2 separate regions of the Mus musculus genome follow, and region 1 is linked to region 2. A link is a contact called in ENCODE Hi-C or POLR2A ChIA-PET data. All regions are on one chromosome and are shown on one strand. The core of a region is the stretch at or near the end of the contact, and the rest is flanking DNA. Distances in the headings are between cores, read along the strand shown. Region 1 holds the start of Ppp1r35 (protein phosphatase 1, regulatory subunit 35). Region 2 holds the start of Ufsp1 (UFM1-specific peptidase 1).

What was found. Hi-C counts contacts between places; a loop is a spot of excess contacts on that map. ChIA-PET counts read pairs that join two places held with the same protein, here RNA polymerase II (POLR2A).
Region 1: a loop to region 2 is called in a map of regulatory T cell, with 2.6 times the contacts of the local background. The contact joins the promoter of Ppp1r35 here to the promoter of Ufsp1 in region 2. A Hi-C loop is called at or near these places in 1 of 37 maps with a recorded cell type or tissue (regulatory T cell). POLR2A ChIA-PET finds 5 or more read pairs at or near these places in 1 of 5 experiments (Patski).

Annotation. Positions count from the first base shown.
Region 1 is chr5:137,776,209-137,782,875 of GRCm38, forward strand. It overlaps Ppp1r35 (protein phosphatase 1, regulatory subunit 35), which reads left to right and starts at 2,696. Exons shown (of 4, transcript NM_027242.5): 1 at 2,696-3,013; 2 at 3,094-3,337; 3 at 3,418-3,554; 4 at 3,646-3,899. The coding sequence starts at 2,786. The coding sequence ends at 3,819. It overlaps Mepce (methylphosphate capping enzyme), which reads right to left. Exons shown (of 4, transcript NM_144913.3): 3 at 6,387-6,513; 4 at 5,698-6,276. The coding sequence ends at 6,224.
Region 2 is chr5:137,290,441-137,297,522 of GRCm38, forward strand. It overlaps Ufsp1 (UFM1-specific peptidase 1), which reads left to right and starts at 4,229. Exons shown (of 1, transcript NM_027356.2): 1 at 4,229-5,224. The coding sequence starts at 4,350. The coding sequence ends at 5,003. Ache (acetylcholinesterase) reads left to right here. Exons shown (of 5, transcript NM_009599.4): 2 at 1-661; 3 at 1,039-1,523; 4 at 2,728-2,897; 5 at 3,677-4,026. The coding sequence ends at 3,798. It overlaps Srrt (serrate RNA effector molecule homolog (Arabidopsis)), which reads right to left. Exons shown (of 20, transcript NM_031405.2): 14 at 6,900-7,073; 15 at 6,639-6,792; 16 at 6,335-6,528; 17 at 6,027-6,183; 18 at 5,778-5,879; 19 at 5,547-5,673; 20 at 5,264-5,466. The coding sequence ends at 5,391. It overlaps Mir8116 (microRNA 8116), which reads left to right and starts at 3,340; the gene lies at 3,340-3,436. It also overlaps Mir7036.

The DNA.
Region 1 (6,667 bases), core at 1,446-3,945, 480 kb after region 2:
ACCACCACAACTGGTTTTATGAAGTGCTGGAGATGGAACCCAGAGTCTCATGCATGCTAGGCACCCTCTGACAGAGTCTCTCTTACAGCCAAGGCTAGCTGTGAACTTGTGATCTCCCTGGCTGGGGTTACACGCATGATCACATCCTGCCTTCCCCGGGCATCTCTCTGAGGCGCCCATTTCTACAATTCCACAGATGGCAGGTGTGGATAAGCAGCTCAGAGTACGCCTTACGGGGTTCTAACCTCCCTGGGGCCACATTTCCAGTCCTACCTTCTTTCCTCATTGCACAAAGCTGGGGCTGGGGGTGGAGCCAGAGCTGGCTTGGAAGCGATGTGTGCAAGACCAGGTGGTTGGGGCTGCAGTCTGGACAGACAGAGAACTGCATCTTGGAAACACCTCTTTCCCCAAACATCAGGGCCTTTTGCCAGAATCCTTGACACCCCATTCATCAGCTGCCAAAACAATAAAAGGGGAACCTGGCAGGATGTTGTAAAGGACATACAGGGGAGGAGAGAGAATTCTGAGTGCCAGGAACTAGGAGGGCAGGAAGACAAAGCTAGGACCCAGTACAAACCCACCCCTGAGCTACAGCACAGTCCCCGCCCACTTGAAATTGTAACCTTTATTTTTAGATGTGGGTGTGGACTAGCTCATGCTATAACCTGTGTGTCAGTCGGAGGACAGCTTGCTGGAGCTGGTTTTCTTCCACTGTGTGGTTCCCAGGGAACAAATTCAGGTTCCCATTACAGATGGTTGTGAGCCACCATGTGGTTGCTGGAAATTGAACTCAGGACCTCTGGAAGAGCAGTCAGTGCTCTTAATCGCTGAGCCATTTCTCCAGCCCACACTTTTTTTTTTTTTAAAGTGGGTCAGGCAGTGATGGCACACACCTTTAATTCCAGAACTTGGGAGGCAGAGGCAGGCAGATTTGTAAATTCAAGGCCAGCCTGGTCTACAAAATGAGTTCCAGGACAGCCAGGGCTACACAGAAAAACCCTGTCTGGACCCCCTCCCCCCCCAAAAAAAAGTGGAAAGTGAAATTCATTACGCACATCCACACACACACACACACACACACACACACACACACACACATACACACACACACACCATTCATTGCCCAGGTCTTGTATTTGACCTAACATCCTTGAAACTACCAGGTAAGTCTTTTTGAAAAGTACAAACAGCTTCCCCAGCCCAAAGGCTGACTCCTCCGAGGTCTGTAGCAGACGTGGCCTCTCTGCTCCGACCTGATGTTCCCAGCTGGGTGTTTGAGAGATAACCTTGATTTATGATTGTCTGTGTTCCTTGTTCATGTAAGAACTTTATGACCCCATTACCATATTTGGGTGTGGTATTTGGGGAGATCTGAATTTGTTTCTGGACTATAGTCGCTCTCCTTTTGGTTTCACCAGAAATGATCTTATTACCTTTAAGGTTCCAGCTGTGTTTTGCATTATAAGGAGAAACCCTCTTAGTCACAGGAGTTACAGGCTTATCCAAATGCAGACTCCGAGTACTGGTCACCTGCCTTCACAACCATCAGCATTAGCTGCCGGCTTTCTTTTAATGCGTATGTGCTAAATGAATGCTGCACATCTGTGTGTGTAGGTGCAGTCTCCCCATTTATGTGTGTGTGTGTAGAGGCCAGAAATGAACATCAAGGTGTCTTCCTCTATCACTGCCCACCTTATTTGTTAAGGCAGGGACTCGATGTGAGCCTGGAGCTCCATGTTTTGGCTAGGTTGGCTGGCCATTGAGCCCCGGGGGTTATTGGGTTTTACACAGATGCAGACGCAGGGGATCCAAACTCAGATTCTTTCTTATTCGTTCCTTTCCTTTGTTTTTGCTTTTCAAGACAGGGTTTCTCTGTGTAGCCCTGACTGTCCTGGAACTCACTCCGTAGACCAGGCTGGCTTCGAACTCAGAAATCCGCCTGCCTCTGCCTCCCAAGTGCTGGGATTAAAGGCGTGTGCCACCACGGCCCAGCTGCTTCTAACTCCTAAGCCGTCATTGCTTTTTAAAAATGTCTCTGTGTGTTGTGTGTATGTGGTGGTGTGGTTTGGTGGACTGAGAGACTAGGATGTGGATTTTCCTTAGTCTAAGTGTGCATCAGAGGACAACAGAAAGGAGTCAGTTCTCTCCTTCCACCACGTGTGACCCTGGAATTGTCAGTCTTGATGGCAATCGCCTTTACCCTCTGAACCAACCCCCAGGATATGGATTTAAAATTAAGGCAATATTCCGTCAATTCCCTTAGTACTTCCTTATGCAAATATCAGAATCCAGGGATTTTGCAACGAATCTGCTTCCACGTACAGGGAAGATTTGATCGGCGTTCAAAAATGACCAAAACCTTCAGGAAGGGGGGTGGGGGCGCCACTCGGGACCTCTAGATGCGAGAGCAGCGAGGATATTGTTACAGTGAAAGAGGACTAACGCTTTAATCCCAGAACAAATGAGCATTAGAGTCTGACAGGCAAAGACGCCACACCCCCGTTCCCTAAGGAAAAGTAGTCTAGATAGGAATCCGTAGAGTACCTAGGGCACCGTCGCTCTAACGCCCCGCCTTAAAGGCGAAGTTAGCGTGTGAGGGCGGAAGTGCGTCCGGAAGCTGGAGGGCGGAGCGGTGGGAATGACGTCCAGGAGCGCCAATGGAGTGGCGCGGCGGGCGTGTCTTACTCCGGTGGGTAAGGGCTAACGGTTTCCGGTAGTGGTAGCCCCGGAGGGTGGGAGAAAAGAGGAGACCCCGCGTCCTGAAACCCCGAGCCTTTAGAACAAGATGATGGGCTTCGGGGCGTCTGCGTTAGAGTCCATTGAAGGCGAAGAGGCCCTGGAGGTCCCGGGGCCACCCCCGGAGCCGCGAGCCCCGGAACCCCGAGCCCCAGAGCCCGAGCCGGGCTTGGACTTGAGCCTTAGCCCGAGCCCGCTGCCCGAAAGTCCGAAGGCGCGGAAGAGCAGCCCGGGTCAGCGGAAGGGGCGGCGGGGCGGTAGCCGGAGGGGGCGGCAGGTGAGCGGCGTGAAGGCCCGGCCCCCCGCCCGCCGAGCGCCCCGGGATCTGCAGCTCACGGTTCCGCCCTCCACTCCCAGGTTCGTTTTCAACTGGCGCCGCCCTCCCCGGTGCGGTCCGAGCCGCTGCTGGTGGCCGGTGCACCGGGCGACGATCATGAGCTGGAGGCACCGGCCCTGCAGAGCAGCCTGGCTTTGAGTCTGGAGCTGCAGAACGCGCGCGCCGCTGTCGCCAGCGGCCAGTTTGATGCCTCCAAGGCGGTAGAGGAGCAGCTGAGAAAGTCGTTCCGGACCCGCTGTGCCCTGGAGGAGACCGTGGCGGAGGGTGAGGGGGGCAGGCGGCCGGCCGGGCGCGGTGGTCTGGGTGAAGGGCGATCCTCAGTCCCGCCTTCCCTGCGCTCGCAGGGTTGAACGTGCCGCGCTCTAAGCGACTCTACCGAGACCTGGTGAGTCTGCAGGTGCCCGAGGAGCAGGTACTGAACGCGGCGCTGAGGGAGAAGCTGGCGATGCTGCCACCGCAGCCCCGAGCCCCGCCCCTGAAGGTGAAGGAAGGGATGCAGGGACCTGGACATCCCTCTACCCCCTGGGCTCTCTTCCTCCACCTCGAGTGTAACCTGCTTCACCTTCCCATAGGAGGTGCTCGGGCCGGGCCCAGACATGACCATGCTGTGCAACCCAGATTCTCTGTGGTCCGAATCTCCGCACTTGACAGTGGATGGGCTGCCCCCACTAAGGCTTCAAGCCCGGCCCCGCCCTTCAGAAGATACCTTTCTCATGCATCGGATGCTGAGGCGCTGGGAAGCGTAGCCCTCATAACTCTGGAATGCTAGTCTGTAATTTTGTTAGTTTTTTTTTTTTTTATAATAGAATAAAATGTTTCCCCCCCTAAATTACCGAACTGTTCTTGGGAGTTTAGATAGGATTAAACTGCTTCAGGGTCTTCTACCCTTTTCCTGCCCCGACCCCCATGGCAAGTGGAAAGCACTGTCCCAAGTGTGGGGTCAGACCTTCCTCTCCATTTAAATCCCCAGCTTTAGTTATTAGAACTTGAGCCTTAGCCTGACACCGAGGCTCCAAGAATGTCCCAGCACTTGGGAGGCTGAGGCAGAAGGATTCTATGTCCAAGGACAGTCTGAGTTACACAAATTATTTTGATACGGTTTCAGGCAGGGTAGGTTCAGATGAGTGGTAGTACCTGGGGAAAGCATGTACAAAGCCCTAGGTTCAATCCCCAGAGTTGAGTGTGCAAGTGTGTAGTCAAACAGTAGTCAAAGTGTTTTAAATTCCACTTTGGCTGGGTGTGATGAACACTTGAGGTAGAGACAGAATCAGGAATTCCAGGCCAACCTAAGTTACCAAGTAACTGTGTCAAAACAACACTGCACACATACTGCTCTAGTTGTACAAACTATTATTTGTCTCTCTACATAGCTCTGGTTGTCTTGGAACTCATTATGTAGTCCGAGCTGATCTTAAACTCAGGAGACTTGCCTGTCTCTGCTTTCTGAGTGCTGGGACTAAAGGCATGTACCACTATACCTGGCTATTCAAATACTTCTGAGTAAAAAGTACTTACCCCAAATGTGGGTTTTAACACTTAATGATTGCTTCAAAGGAGACTGCTGGCTTCCATTCTTGTTGGGGACTAACAGGAGAGTGCTCAGTGTTTGTTCAAGGTTCCAGCTGCTCTTGACAAACTAATCAAGACCTTCATTTTGTAAAACATCCAAGCATCTCATTCCACCAAGGGTCCTGTAGCAGGTTTGTGGCTCTGGGCTATTAACTTTCTGGTTCCATTTTACCTCCACTGCCACCCACCCCTAAAGTTAGCCTGCCTCAAACTTCCATACACAAACACTTATCTGGAGTTTTCTTTTTTTTTTTGGTTTTTCGAGACAGGGTTTCTCTGTGTAGCCCTGGCTGTCCTGGAGCTCACTCTGTAGACCAGGCTGGCCTCGAAATCCGCCTGCCTCTGCCTCCCGAGTGCTGGGATTAAAGGCGTGCGCCACCACGCCCGGCTGGAGTTTTCTTTTGAGGAAGGTAATTTGGACCCACTACCATCTTAAGCATTGTGTAAGGGTACTGTACTGTCTAGTTTCTATCAACCTTGATGCAAGCTAGTCACCAGGAGGGAGCCTCAACTGAGAAAATGCTCTATGAGACAGTAGGCAAGCCTACAGAACATTTTAATTAGTAGTTGATGAGAAGGCCTGGCTCATTGTGGGTGGGGCCATCCCTGTGCTGGTGGTCCTGGGGTCTATAAGAAAGGCTGAGTAAGCCACAGGGGTAATTGAGTCAGCACCCCTTGATGTCTTTTACATGAGCCTTCTGGTCCTTGCCTTCCCCTGAGATGTGGAAGCATAAGCTGAGTAAACCTCTTCCCCAACTTTCTTTGGTCATGGTGTTTCACAGCAATAGTAACCCTAAGACAGGCACTAACAGTCTTCAAAACTAAACTATTGACTTCCCCAACGCTTACCTCTTTGAGACACTGAATCACTATGCAGTCAACCCAGGCCGGCCTCACACCTTGAGATCTTGCCTGTCTCTGCATCCCAAGTGCTGGCATAAAAAGGCCTATGTCCCACCACACCCAATAAAAACCACCCTAGAGGGACTAGGACGGGCAAAGGGAGAACATAGTCCTACTCGGAGGTACTACCGCTAGAAAGTGCTGGACACAGGTGCGGGGGCCACTGCCCTAGTTATCAAGTTTATTGTGCTGTTCTCACATTTCCAAACCCAGCTCCCTCCCACCGGGGGACAGCAGAAGGACTTTCACAGTACCTGTGTGTCTCCTTACCAAACTTCCCCTCTAACACCCTTAGTCCATCCATGGTCCATTTAAGTGCAGCTAGGAACAAAGGCTGAGGAGAAGCGGGAAGTCCCCTGAGAACAGGAGGAAGGGCCTGGAGAACTCGACATTCCCCCTTCCCCTGTCCCAGGTGGGCAGAGTCAGCAAACAGTCCATGCCATCCAGCCCAGCGGGCTAGGAGAGGAAGCTGATGGAATTCCAGCACAGCTGGGCTTGCTCAAGTGCCAGAGGTGACAGGGAGGAGATGTGGGGTAGCAACTTAGGAAAAGCTCTCTTGACAGATCCAAGAAAAGGAGAAACTTTTTGGAGTTAGGAAAGACCTTGGAATAATTTCCTTTCCCCCCAGGTCCTCAGGAGCAGCAAGGGCAGCCTCTTTACAACTTCTCAGAAGGCCACTTAGTGGCTGGGGGATCGAGCCTTGTGGAACAAGTACACAGGACGCTGGAAGCCTGAAGGGAAGACAGAGGCAGGTGGGTAGGACCCTGGGGTTCTCCACAGGGCCTATACCCTTGCAGCCAGGACGATCCCCTCCCAGCCCAAAAAAACGAGCCCTTCTTACCTCTGGAGGTGTTATTCGGTGTGGCCACAAGCTCATAGCTGGAGAAACCCACCTCTGGGGATGTCAGGTAGGAACTGAACTGTTCTGGCTTCAACTGGATTCGAAAGTAGTTCTTATAGATTGTTTCCTGGGGAAAAAGGGGAGGGATCACTTTTACTAACCACCTTTTCCCCTGGCCAATTATCACATCCTTTTTCCTTGCTCAGAAAGTTTGAGGTGGAAGATGAAGAGTTCAAGATCGGCCTGTACTACAGAGCCAGGTCAGGCCAGCAGCTTAGCCA
Region 2 (7,082 bases), core at 2,979-5,478:
CCCCAGACCTGCTTCTCCCACACCTGTCCTCATCTGGATCTATGGGGGTGGTTTCTACAGCGGAGCGGCCTCCTTGGATGTGTATGACGGCCGTTTCCTGGCCCAGGTTGAGGGAGCTGTGTTGGTATCTATGAACTACCGAGTGGGAACCTTTGGCTTCTTGGCCCTACCAGGAAGCAGAGAAGCCCCTGGCAATGTAGGTCTGCTGGATCAACGGCTTGCCTTGCAATGGGTGCAAGAAAATATTGCAGCCTTTGGGGGCGACCCGATGTCAGTGACTCTGTTTGGGGAGAGTGCGGGTGCAGCCTCCGTGGGCATGCACATACTGTCCCTGCCCAGCAGGAGCCTCTTCCACAGGGCTGTCCTCCAGAGTGGCACACCCAATGGGCCCTGGGCCACTGTGAGTGCTGGAGAGGCCAGGCGCAGGGCCACACTGCTGGCCCGCCTTGTGGGCTGTCCCCCAGGTGGCGCTGGTGGCAATGACACCGAGCTGATAGCCTGCTTGAGGACAAGGCCCGCTCAGGACCTGGTGGACCACGAGTGGCACGTCCTGCCTCAAGAAAGTATCTTCCGATTTTCCTTCGTGCCTGTGGTAGACGGGGACTTCCTCAGTGACACACCGGAGGCTCTCATCAATACTGGAGATTTTCAAGACCTGCAGGTGACTAATGGCTGATAGGGGCAGACCAGATTCTTCTGGGTTTCATCCGTCCTTCCCCCTTTCCCAGGGACCCAGGCATGAGGGCTTACTACAGATCCACTGTTAGAGGTCCAAGTTTGTGGGTCCCAAAATCAGTCCTTCCCTGCCGAGTGGTTCAGATCCCAAAGTGGTTGCCGGGCGAAAAAGAAACTATGGGTATATTTTTTTCTTCCTCCACGCCTTGTCTCTCCACCCCACCCCCACCCCCACCCCGCTCTCTGTTCTACACAGTTCTGGCTTTGTAATGGTTCGTCTCTCTGGCTATTAGGTTGCTCATCTGTCTCTGTGTGCCTCTCTATCATCTCTCCATCCTTTCCCCCATCTCCAACTATCCTCAGGTGCTGGTGGGTGTGGTGAAGGACGAGGGCTCCTACTTTCTGGTTTACGGGGTCCCAGGCTTCAGCAAAGACAATGAATCTCTCATCAGCCGGGCCCAGTTCCTGGCTGGGGTGCGGATCGGTGTACCCCAAGCAAGTGACCTGGCAGCCGAGGCTGTGGTCCTGCATTACACAGACTGGCTGCACCCTGAGGACCCTACTCACCTGAGAGATGCCATGAGTGCAGTGGTAGGCGACCACAACGTTGTGTGCCCTGTGGCCCAGCTGGCTGGGCGACTGGCTGCCCAAGGGGCCCGGGTCTATGCCTACATCTTTGAACACCGTGCCTCCACACTGACTTGGCCCCTCTGGATGGGGGTGCCCCATGGCTATGAAATCGAGTTCATCTTTGGGCTCCCCCTGGATCCCTCGCTGAACTACACCACGGAGGAGAGGATCTTTGCTCAGCGACTTATGAAATACTGGACCAATTTTGCCCGCACAGGGTCAGTGGTATTGGAGTGGGGATGGCGTCTGGGGGTCCAGGGGAGAGGGGTACCCATGGATGGCAGTGAAAAAGAAGAAGAAACCTTCACAAAGTTAAGGGGTGAAGAGAAAGTCTCAGGTGATGCCGGAGAACAAGGCAGGCAGAACAGGGAGTCCTTAAAAGACAAAACCAGCTGGGAACCTTGAATCCCAGCACAGGAGGGAGAAGACAGTCTAATGTATACAGTTCCAGACTAGCTGGGACACGACAGAGTGAGAGCCCCCATAAGGGCTGGGAACAGCTCCATGGTAGACGGCTGAAAAGCAAATGTATATGAGGCCACCCCAGCACTCTAAAAGACAGCGAGGTAACTGGTATTCAACAGATAAAAGAGATTGCCCTGCAAGCCTATCTCAGTTGAATCCCTGAAACACAGAGAAGTGGCTCTCCACAAAGCTACCCCTGACCTTCAAATCTCTCTCACTCACACACAAACCCACACAGATGATGATGATGATGACGACAGAGAAAGGCAGTAGAGGTTTGGGGGTGTAGCTCAGTTAGTACTTACCTACCTAGCATGCACAAACCCTTGGGTGCATCTGATTTTCGTTTCCCAAAGTAAAAGTAATAATTGTAGAGACAGGACTGCACCTACCTACACAGCTAAAAGCACAATCCTAGAATTTTTATTTTAAAATAGGGTCTCGCTATGTAGCACTGGCTGGTCTGGAAATCTCCATGTTGATCAGGCTGGCTTCAAACTCAGAAAAATTAGCCTGCCTCTGCTTCCCGGGTGCTGGGATTAAAGCCTGTAGTACCGCACCCAGCTAGAAAGACTTTGAAAACAAAGGGAAATGGAGAAAGAGACAGAGATGTCCAGTGGAAAGAAAACTTCCCTAGGTGGTGGAATGGTAGAAGGTACTTAAAATGAGAAGGGAACCTATCCATGTCTGTAAATCCGTACTCTGGGAAACTGAGGCAGAAGCATTGGCAGCACTCATTTCTCTCTCTCTCTCTCTCTCTCTCTCACACACACACACACACACACACACACACACACACACACTCACACGGGGCGAGGGCGGGGGTGGGGGGCTGGCTGGAGTAGGGAGAAGAGAGTTGGGTGTTAAGAGTTGAAGAGGGTCCAGAGTCAGGAAAAGGATCCACGTCTTCATTCCTTATTCCTCTGGGCAGGCTGAGATTTCCCTTTCCTTCCTCAGGGACCCCAATGACCCTCGAGACTCCAAATCTCCACAGTGGCCACCGTACACCACTGCCGCGCAGCAATATGTGAGCCTGAACCTGAAGCCCTTAGAGGTGCGGCGGGGACTGCGCGCCCAGACCTGCGCCTTCTGGAATCGCTTTCTCCCCAAATTGCTCAGCGCCACCGGTAGGCGCATGGAGTGGGGGGAGCAGGGAATGCACAAGGCGGCAAGGGTTGGAAGGAGGGGAGAGAGATGGGGTGCAAAACACAGGGTGTAATCCCTCTCTTCTCCACCTCCCCAGCCACGGAGGCTCCTTGCACCTGCCCAAGCCCCGCCCATGGGGAGGCGGCCCCGAGGCCCGGGCCGGACTTAGCCCTGTCCCTCCTCTTCTTCCTTTTCCTCCTCCACTCCGGGCTTCCGTGGCTCTAACTGCAATCCTTTCCCCTTCTGGTCTCAAAGCACACTTACTCTAGTGTGTAGCTGAGAAGGGGCCCCTCTCAGGGATACAGAACCCCACTCCATTCTCAAGCCGAGACAAAATGGACAGACTCAGGGATCTTTGTTAAACAAAAATTCAAAAAACAGGATTTTTTTTTTTTTAATGTAAAAAATTATCCTTTGGAGCTTGAGCCTGGTGTTGAGGGGAGAAGGATCCGGGGCTAGTTGGCGTCAGCCAAAGGGCCTTATAATCGCCAACTATTTCTGTATCTTCTCTCTTTTCCCCACTAACCCATGAACCCTTCTCCCACTCTGATCCTGTCCCTCCCCTCCGTCTTCCGGTGATTTTTATCTCTTCCTCTCCTTCCTGTTCCACCTCTCCCTTCATTCTCCGGATCATCCACTGTTCTCTTTCCACCACCCCGCTCGGCCTCCGACAATGCGTGTGTGCCGGCGCACTCACGACCGGTCTCCACTACCCGACCTGTTCCGTTTCTCCCACTCTTGCGGGGTGCCCTGGCCGCAGATACTCTGGACGAGGCGGAGCGCCAGTGGAAGGCCGAGTTCCACCGCTGGAGCTCCTACATGGTGCACTGGAAGAACCAGTTCGACCACTATAGCAAGCAGGAGCGCTGCTCAGACCTGTGACCCCTTGGGGGACCCCAGGTCCTGCCGCCCTGCCCGAGCCCCTAGCTGTATATACACTATTTATTTAAGGGCTGGGATATAATACGACCGAGCCCCCAGGCCCTGTCCACTCCTCCCCGACTTCCTCCCACTAGGGGCTCCCCATCTTCTGCATGTCTTGGGCTAAGCTCCCCTCCCCGCGGTGCCTTCGCCCCTCTGGGCCGCCAATAAACTGTTACAGCCACCAGAGTCTGTGCAACACGCGGGAAGTTGGGGCGGGGATGAGGTCAGAGACGCTGGGAACAGAAGCCTCGGGATTGGTGAGCACTGAGGCACCCTGCCCGCAGCATCCGGCGGAAGCAAGCGCTGGGCCCGCCCCTAGGGGCGGAGCCTGCGACTGCGCAGCCAGGCTGGTTTGCCGGCGCCTTTTAGAAGGCTCCTTAATTCGTCTGCCTGTGGAATCATCTCTCCTGCCGCTAGCCTGCTTGCTGAGAGTTCTCCGGTTCTACGTGCCCACACTGCCCGTAGCTAGTCCCAGAAAACACCAGGAACCCGGAATTGGCCCTGCCTCGATGACAGCTGCTCTACCGAGCACCCTGGAGCTGCTGAAGGACGTGCACCTGGGCCTGCCTGTGCCCTGCCATGATCCCGCCCGACTGGCCCTCCTCTCAGGCCACTACCTTTACTATCACTATGGTTGCGATGGACTGGATGACCGTGGCTGGGGATGCGGCTACCGCACCCTGCAGACGCTGTGCTCCTGGCCAGGGGGCCAGTCCTCGGGCGTGCCTGGACTGCCAGCCTTGCAGGGAGCCCTAGAGGCCATGGGCGACAAGCCCCCCGGATTCCGGGGCTCCCGTAACTGGATCGGCTGTGTAGAGGCCAGTCTCTGCCTAGAACACTTCGGAGGACCTCAAGGGCGCCTATGCCACTTGCCCCGCGGAGTAGGGCTTAGGGGAGAAGAGGAGCGGCTTTATTCACACTTTACAACGGGTGGGGGCCCAGTAATGGTAGGAGGAGATGCAGATGCCCAGTCCAAGGCCCTGCTGGGGATCTGTGAGGGGCCAGGTTCAGAAGTCTATGTCTTGATACTGGACCCACACTACTGGGGCACTCCAAAAAACCGTTGTGAACTACAAGCTGCTGGATGGGTGGGCTGGCAAAAGGTAAAAAGCGTCTTTGATTCCAATTCCTTCTACAACTTGTGCTTCACCAGAAATCTCTGAATCACCACGCCCTACCTGCACCGTTGGGTAGATCCCAGAACTGAGACTAAACACAGCCACCTATTTACTTCGCACAGGCCCCCACCGCGATCAAGTTTGGGCCTGGCACAATGATACGGGCAGGTGAATCTGAGTTCAAAGCCAACTTGGTCTACACAGCAAGGCCAAGCTGGAATTAGAGATACTGTTCTGAAAAATAATAAATTGGCGTAATTCAGCTTACTATGGCCCAGCCTGTGTTTGGGAAGGGACATACAGCACACAGTTAACACACACTACCAAAGTGTTTTTACTAGCGGGTAAAATAACGTACAAAAAACTTTTCAGCTGATGGGATAAAGTGGTCACGGGTACTGATGTAGCAATGCAGGAGGGGACATGGATGGCTCAAAAGAAGTCAACATCATCCGGGGCATCCAGGTCCCGATACTCCACTATGGCCCTTGGGTCTCCTCGAACCATCCTGTGAGATAAAGGAAATGTGAACAGATGTCCCTATAGTCAGAGACGGGGAAAGGCAGCCTGGGCATCGTTCGTGCTCACCTGTTCCGAGGTTTCCCAGGATAACCGCCTTGGCCTCGAAAAGCATCATAGTTCCCACGGCCGGCACCATATGGAGCATGGGGGTATGGAGGCCCTCCTGTTGGGACTGCAGGGCGGACAGCACCAGCTATGACAAAGACCCAGGGTGAACTAAAAACTGACCTCAACCTCAGCCTAAGCTTTGTAGCCGCCTACAGACACCAAACCCCTGCACTGCCTTTCCACACTCACCTCCATAGCCCAAGATGGGAGGCCGGGGCTGACCATATGGCATCAAGCCCTGTGGCGTCTGATGTGGGTAGGGAAGTCCTGGGGTCAGGCCTGGGGGGAGTACAACACGGACAGGAACATGAATTACTGCGGGGGAGGAAAGGGACTGACAAGAATTCTAGGAATAGGGCCTGAAGGTTAGTGGAGCACACTTCTCAAAGTAGAAGAAAGAAGTCAAAGGTATGGCAGCCACCACAGATCGTATCTTACTCTGGGCAGGGCCAGGTGGCTGAGCTGGCTTGATCTCAGGCAAAGCTGGGCGCTTGGCGTCTGTGAGAAAGTTATTGAAGAACGCCACCTCCTTCTTCACCTCCTCGATCTTCTCGGCATGCTTATTGAAGATATGCTTGCGCACAAACTCCGGGCCCTGGGAGGAGCGGATGAGGACGGACAGCATGCTGCAGTCTCTTCCCCACCGAACCCCGCTGGAAGGTAACAGCTTCCTCCAGGCTTTTAGGGGTTTTGCTACCCAAGCCCTCCTCCCAATCTACCCTCACAATTCTTTTCACATCTCAGACCTTGAATTTCTTGCCACTGAGAGGACATAGCCACTTATCCTTGCCCAGTTCCTGCGTGTTGGAGGTGACAAACTTCTCCACTTCCTGCTCTGGGTCTTTTCGACCCATCTTCTGGGCCTCTTCCTCAGAAAGGGATTCACGCACACTCAACAGTGGAGTCAGTTTCTCCTCAAATGTCTTCTGCCACTCCAGCACTGTGTGGGTGACAAAGGCAAGCTGAGAGGGAGACTGGAGCAAGGGGGAAGAGGAGGGACAGTAGACAGAGGTTGGCCATGAAAGACAACATGAGGGACCTGCAACGTACCTTCTCCGTGACTAATTCGGTTGGGAGGCATGGGCCCCCGAACGTGGATTATGCCACAGCGGTTGGGCATCTCGTCTTCATTAGGGTACTCACAGGTGTTATAATAATCCAGAGAATGCACAATACGCAAATAGAGAAGAAGTTTATCCAAGACCTGGGGGGCGGGGAGGGTGGACACACAAGGTCACTATTCAGCCCCGATACAGAAAGCCGCATGCCGCACTCCCCTGGACGCATGCTCCAGATGGTCGGAACTGGCACCTTGATCAGCTTCTCATCTCTCTCCACGTTGATCTCGGCTGGGTTGCCCTCCTTGGGAGGCTCCTCAGGAGGGGGTCCCCCACTGCTCCCCAGAAGCTCCTCCTCCTCCGCACTCACTTCCTCAATCAGGTAGTCAGTGATGTTCTTCAGGATGGGGTTTTGCGAGGGGAGGCTCTAGCGAGG